Regions from separate parts of the Homo sapiens genome. Here region 1 is linked to region 2. Evidence: chromatin contacts called from ENCODE Hi-C or POLR2A ChIA-PET data. All regions are on one chromosome and are shown on one strand. Each heading gives the region's core, a stretch centred on a gene start or an enhancer-like site at or near the end of the contact. The rest is flanking DNA. Distances are from core to core; before and after follow the strand shown.

Evidence for each region. Hi-C counts contacts between places; a loop is a spot of excess contacts on that map. ChIA-PET counts read pairs that join two places held with the same protein, here RNA polymerase II (POLR2A). Pooled maps may share reads with other maps.
Region 1: a loop to region 2 is called in a pooled map, with 2.4 times the contacts of the local background. The contact joins the promoter of C3AR1 here to the enhancer-like site in region 2. A Hi-C loop is called at or near these places in 1 of 168 maps with a recorded cell type or tissue (naive thymus-derived CD4-positive, alpha-beta T cell) and 4 of 50 pooled maps. POLR2A ChIA-PET finds 5 or more read pairs at or near these places in 9 of 52 experiments (CD4-positive, alpha-beta T cell, CD4-positive, alpha-beta memory T cell, IMR-90 and 5 more).

What each region holds. Positions count from the first base shown.
Region 1 is chr12:8,064,272-8,067,609 of GRCh38, reverse strand. C3AR1 (complement C3a receptor 1) reads left to right here and starts at 1,251. Exons shown (of 2, transcript NM_004054.4): 1 at 1,251-1,332.
Region 2 is chr12:7,959,600-7,963,165 of GRCh38, reverse strand. No RefSeq gene overlaps it. Among named protein-coding and RNA genes, the nearest start is that of SLC2A3, 25 kb to the right of the region's middle. RefSeq lists cis regulatory regions at 2,123-2,457, 3,230-3,355. Within about 2 kb of position 2,310, at least 34 of the 41 ENCODE cell types and tissues checked have a DNase peak (open chromatin) inside an H3K27ac peak, as active enhancers do; they include CD4-positive, alpha-beta T cell, where a contact is called at or near this core.

The sequences.
Region 1 (3,338 bases), core at 2-2,501, 110 kb before region 2:
AAATAGTTACTTCGAGCAGTGGAATTGAAAAGAAAATCTTTCATTTTTTTTACCCATTATAATTCTGTATTATTTCAATTTATCTCTTCTAGAACAAAGTATGTTCTATTTTTGTAATTAGATGATGACAATGGAAATAAACTAATAAATACTACTCAACTCTTGGCATTTTTCTTTTGATCTTTCTGCCTCAAAAATATTCCGTGGTGACTTGACTGCAAACAAGCAGAGGAGCAGATATTATGGTTTGGACAAGTTGATTAATATAGACTGAAGCCTATATCACAGACAACAGTGTTCAAATACATTTGACCCAAATAAACTTTATTTTATATGCATATATCTAAAAGAGTATATGCATATATCTAAAAGAATAATATAAGAATTATTTACAGCATAGTATTCATTAAGCAGGAATTACCTTCAGTCTTCTGTACTCCTTCCTGATGAAACAGCACCTAGACTCCAGCCTGTTCTCCAGTGACCACTAAGCTCTCCCACCTACCTCCCCACCTACCTGCCCTCTACCACCTACCTGCCTTTGACTAGGCTCCACTTATAGCCTAAGCAGCTTTTCACCTTTTTCTGTCTCTAGAATTCCTACAGGTACTTAATTAAGTACTTGCCCACATCTTATTTCTATCTTAAGACTCTCCTAGATTGCCCTGGGTTATATATACCCCTGGCTAGAGTGTTCTATTATTTTACTTCTATTGTTACTTCTATTATTATAGCCTAGTTTGTATTACAGCTTTGTGTGTATATGTATGGGTACATATTCCCACTCGATTGTGAATCTCTGGAGATTAGAATATAGCTTAATTCATCCTGATTTTGACATGGCACCGTTTTTCACATATATCAAGCATTTCAGATATGTTATTTGAGATTAATTAAATGAGTTTATTCAGGTCATTCCTCCCCAACCACTCCCCACTCCAACCCTCACATCTCATAGAGTCTTTTTTTTTTCATTTCTAAACAAAACCTATAAAGTTGAACCCTATGTACAGAGGTACCCTCTCTCTAACCATTCTCTGTGTGCTGCAGAAAATGTCTCAGGATTATAAACTCCTACTTCTGTTTTCCTGCTTTGCCTTTCTAAGCCATTTAGAAATGACTCACTTTGAAACTCTTCCTGTGAGGTCAGATAGTGGTCTAGAGCATAAGACTTAACTTATTGCCGGAAACAGAGAGAGAACAGAAGAAGAGAAAGCTCAGCAAATTTTCTTGCCATACTTCATGACTTCACTGTGGCTAAGTGTGGGGACCAGACAGGACTCGTGGAGACATCCAGGTGCTGAAGCCTTCAGCTACTGTCTCAGTTTTTTGGTAAGAAAACCTAGACCTACCTGATGACTTGTGCTTAGCCTGTTTTGCTCATTATAGGTAATGAGTTTGAGTGTCACTATCTTCTATTTCCCCTATTCCTTCTCTGACTTTGAATTCTTTTATCTTATCTCTATGTCTAACTTCCTTTTTCTAAATATTCCACATTGCATTTGTCTTTGCTTTTAATATTTTCATAGTGGAATTAATAGTGAATTTTTACATCATTTCTTTCCTTTCTTTGAATTGGCTATGTATTTCACCCTGAACTTTGATTCCAGCTGTCCCCATTAATTTGTTTTTCAAATAATTGATTGCACTTTTTTTCCCTTTCCATTTCCTCTTTCTTTTTTTTATTCTTTTGCCCATTCCTTATTGCTACTGACTCTGTTATCCTATTACTACAATTTGATTCTGGGGTCCACTTTTCTTTCTCTATCACAGTGGAATTTTAGTTTCAGGATATTAATTACCTTTAAATTACGGCTGGTCAACTTAGTAATAATTTTTTTTAATCCTCTACTAATCTTAAACACATAAAGGTATGGTATTTTTAGCCAAATTAACTTGAAGAAATGTAAAAAGTAATCTTGCTCTGCAGGACTTTTTTTTTTTTTTTTTTTTTTTGAGACAGAGTCTCACTCTGTTGCCCAGGCTGGAGTACAGTAGCATGATCTCAGCTCACTGCAACCTCCGCCTCCCAGGTTCAAGCGATTCTCCTGCCTCAGCCTCCTGAGTAGGTGGGATTGCAGGCACGTGCTACCACACCCAGTTAAATTTTTTTGTATTTTTAGTAGAGACAGGGTTCCACCATGTTGGCCAGGTTGGTCTCAAACTCCTGACCTCAGGTGATCTACCCGCCTCTGCCTCCCAAAGTGCTGGGATTACAGGCGTGAGCCACCACACCCAGCCTTGTTCTAAAGGACTTTTAATCCCTGACTCCTACATACTTTCATTTCAAAACAGATAATAACAATATTTAACATATAGCTCATGACAGATAACTCTATTTTTATTAAAATTTTGCTGTTTGCAGTCCCTGCTACTTCAGTTCATGCAGTTCTCGGCAGCTTCCCCTTTATTAGCAATACCATATATCTTTTTTTTTTTAATGTGATTTTTTTTTTTTTTTGGTAGTAAAAACAGCATTTGCCTAACAGTCCTCGGACCTGAAATCCAAGAACCTCCCTAGTAATGATTATATGCTTGTAATCTAATTTGCTGAGTTTCACTGTCAAACTTGAGAAATAAAAGCAGAGAAAACGTAGGCTGGGCACAGTGGCTCATGTCTGTAACCCCAGCACACTGTGAGGCCAACATGGGAGGATTGCTTGAGTCCAGGAGTTTGAGAGCAGCTTGGGCAACATAGCAAGACCCTATCTCTACAAACAAACAAACAAACAAACAACAACAACAACAACAAAATGAGGAGAGGAGAGATGATTACCAAGTTTTCTTTCAGCCCTAGCATCCCATGACTCTATTCTTCTCTCAATATTTTAGGGGGGTACCGTGATAGTATTTAAATATCTGAGTAGACAAGGCCATGGAAAGGGGAATGAGAATAATTTCTTCTTCTTTTTTTTTTTTTGAGATGGAGTTTTGCTTTTGTTGCCCAGGCTGGAGTGTAGTGGCGCAACCTCGGCTCACCACAACCTCTGCCTCCCAGGTTCAAGCGATTCTCCTGCCTCAGCCTCCTGAGTAGCTGGGATTACAGGCATGTGCCACCATGCCCACCTAATTTTGTATTTTTAGTAGAGACAGAGTTTCTCCATGTTGGATAGGCTGGTCTCAAACTGACCTCAGGTGATCTGCCTGCCTTGGCTTCCCAAAGTGCTGGGATAACAGGTGTGAGCCACTGTGCCCAGCCCATGTCTTCTTTTTTATTATTTTGTTGACTTGCTATTTTAACTTCTGCTAATCATATGAGGCCCTATGGCAATATTTGGCTGACTCAGCAGAACTACTTTCAAGTCACAAAAATATTTTGAGCCTCTATAAAAGTAAAA
Region 2 (3,566 bases), core at 1,061-3,560:
CATGCTTCCTGTTTATGACAAGCTGCCTAAGAAGGGGCAAGAACAGGCTCCATTTCTAGGCGTAAAAGGGTAGGATAGACGTGGATGGAGAAAGAGTGGCTATCCCGGATTCTTTTTTCTTTTCTTTTTTTTGAGGCGGAGTCTCGCTTTGTCGTCCAGTCTGCAGTGCAGTGGCGGTGCGACGTCGGCTCACTGCAACCTCCGCCTCCCGGGTTCAAGCGATTCTCCTGCCTCAGCCTCCTGAGTAGCTGGGACTACAAGCGCGCACCACCACACCCGGCTAATTTTTGTATTTTTAGTAGAGAAGGCGTTTCACCATATTGGCCAGGCTGATCTCGGACTCTTGACCTCGTGATCCGCCCACCTCGAACTCCCAAAGTGGTGGGATTACAGGCGTGAGCCACCGCGCCCGGCCCCGGATTCTTTCTTCTTAACATACATTGGATATATTTCTCTTAATCTACAACAATGTAGTATACTATAGTATAGTATGGACAACTAGTTCTGCCCCAAACTGTGGGTCCTTGAGCAAATTACTTAGAGATTTCTTGGTGTAAATGAGGATGACAATAGCAAATTTTAAATATTGTTATGAATTATAAATGAGGTAACAGAAGAAACTGACAGTTTGATTTATCAAGTACCTATTTCTACCACTACAGAGACGAATGTTTCTGTGATGATTTGATTAAGCTCCTCACATCTACTTCGAGTATGTTTGGAAAGTCTAAATTTAGATCGTTAAGAAGAATGGTGGTGGGGGTGGGGCGGAGGCTCGGTGGCTCACACCTATAATCCCAGCACTTTGGGAGGCTGAGGCAGGTGGATCACCTGAGGTCGGGAGTTTGAGACCAGCCTGACCAACATGGAGAAACCCCATCTCTACTAAAAATACAAAATTAGCTGGGCGTGGTGGTGCACGCCTGTAATCCCAGCTGCTCGGGAGGCTGAGGCAGGAGAATCCCTTGAACCCAGGAGGTGGAGGTTGCAGTGAGCTGAGATTGCACCATTGCACTCCAGCCTGAGCGACAGAGCAAGGCTCTGTCTCGAGAACAACAACAAAAAAGAAATAAAACGTAAAAATGAATACATAGCCTCATCCCAGTAGAATTTAAATTCTATGCAAACAGGAAATGGAGTTCTCCTACCACACCATAGTATCCTCAGAATATAAACTGGGTTTGGCAACATAGTAGATCTGTATAAATAAACGAACCCAGACTTATATCCCCTTGTGGATTTTTCAGGCCATTTGTCTTTCTTATTCACTCTTGTTGTCACTACGTTAGTCTGCTGCTGTTTATTAATAGTATCTAGGGGAAGAAGGCCAGAGAATATCAAGGTAAGGTCCACAGCCTTTAAAGGGCCACTTGTCAGGGTATAAGATTTCATGGGTTATCTCTTAATTTTGAATTTCATTTTTTAAAAATTATAAACTTGCTTATTTTCCATTAGCTTAAAGCAGCCACTTACATGTAATTGGAATTAAGCTGGATTTTAAAATTTACCTGGGGTTCGCTCACGCCTGTAATCCTAGCACGTTGGGAGGCCAGGGTGGATCAGTTGAGCCCAGGAGTTCGAGACCACCCTGGGCAACATGGTGAAGCCTTGTCACTACAAATGATACAAACATTAGCTGGACATGGTGGCATGTGCTTATAGTCTCCGCTACTCAGGAGGCTGAGGCAGGAGGATCACTTGGGCCCAGCAGGTCGAGGCTGCAGTGAGCTGAGATCGTGACACTGCACTCCAGCCAGCTCCTTTTTGCAACAGAGAAAGACCCTGTCTCCAAAAAATAAATAAAGAAAATAAATAAATCTACATGGAATCTAGTTTTTGAATATTGTGGTTGTAATCAAAGCAACTTCCCATGTCCGAACACTTAAACAGTTACAGGATTATAGGGTCAGGCCACTGAAGTCAACACTTGTTGCACACATTTTAAAAACAGGTAGAGTATTGCTGCAATAAATTTGCATTGAATCATGCAAGAAGTACTCGAGATTTTGCACTCCCATGAGATTGTGCACATCCATGCCAAACAGACCAAGAACCAAAGAGGATGAAGGAAAACAGGACGCTGAGGGAGATAAAGATGTTGTCGTATCGCTCGGTGGCATCAACAGGAGGATAAATTCCATAGGAGGAGAAGAGAAACAGAAGAACAAAGAAGGGACCAGAGTATTTGATCCGCTTTGAGTGATGGAGCTTGTCGCTCCGGAGATTCAAGATGATCTGCAACTCACGTCTGCACTTGCTTACGCAGCCTTTTACAAAAGCAAGACGCCAGCAGGCGGGGCTAACCTACAGGGTAGATACAGACAGGAAGAAATTCTTTGGTTTCTGGGCCCGCCTCATCCAAATATTTCTGTAACTGCCCTATTCAGCTGGGAGGCTAAAAATAAGAGGTCAACAGCTTGTGTTATTTGTAAGAAAAATGCATAAATTAGGGAAGACGGGTTTTTTTTGTTTTTTTTTTTCTTTGAGACAGAGTCTCGCTCTGTCGCCCAGGCTGGAGTGCAATGGCGCAATCTCGGCTCACTACAAGCTCCGCCTCCCGGGTTCATGCTATTCTCCTGCCTCAGCCTCCCGAGTAGCTGGGACTACAGGAGCCCGTCACCATGCCCGGCTAATTTTTTTGTGTTTTTAGTAGAGACGGGGTTTCACCATGTTAGCCAGGATGGTCTCGATCTCCTGACCTTGTGATCCGCCCGCCTTGGCCTCCCAAAGTGCTGGGATTACAGGCGTGAGCCACCGCGCCCGGCCGGGAAGCTGATTTTTCACTACACAGAAAGATTGTGTGGCACTTGTAAATGAAGTATGTATAGTAGAATATGCATCAGGTCATAGAATTACTACAAGTATAATAGCTAGAAAACTGTATAGTATGTAACAGCCACTGAATGTTAAAAATGTGTTAAATGCCTGTGGTGTCAAATGTATGGAAAAGGAAAATACACGAGTCTTTTTCACTTAAGAGAGCTTTGCCGCTGCTACTTCACATCTCTTCCTCTTCAAGTTGCTAAAGGCAAATGCTAAAATATTACAGTGACCCCTTATACAAGTGAGGGTGAAGAGTTTTTGTCTCTTCAGACTATGGCATGTTCTGAGGATTGTAGTGCTATTTTGCTTAAGTACCTTAATCAGGCACTAATGTTACCTGCCCTTTCTCTTAACTTCCCCTTGCCTGAAAGGAATTGGGGCCTCAGGCTTGAAAGGAGCTTGCTCTTTGTGATTCCACCAGGAGCCGTCCCTAAAAGTGGGAGGAGAACCTCTGTTGCAAGCAGACCACACCTGCTGTTTCCACACTAAGGCTCCTCTGCAGTGGCTTCCTCCCCACTTCCTACCACATTCAATGCCCGGAGGCCAATCTGGCTGTATTCTGAGTCTTGTACTCCTTTTTGAGACTGTGATAAGAGAGTTTGCACCTCACCGCCCCTCAAGAGTACACTAAAATACATTTGCATTCACTTTCGGGGGTATTTGCCTAGTCTATGTTATTTTTTCTTTCTTTTTTTGGGGGGGTGGGGGTGGCAGATAAAGAGGGAACAGGGTTTGACTCTGCT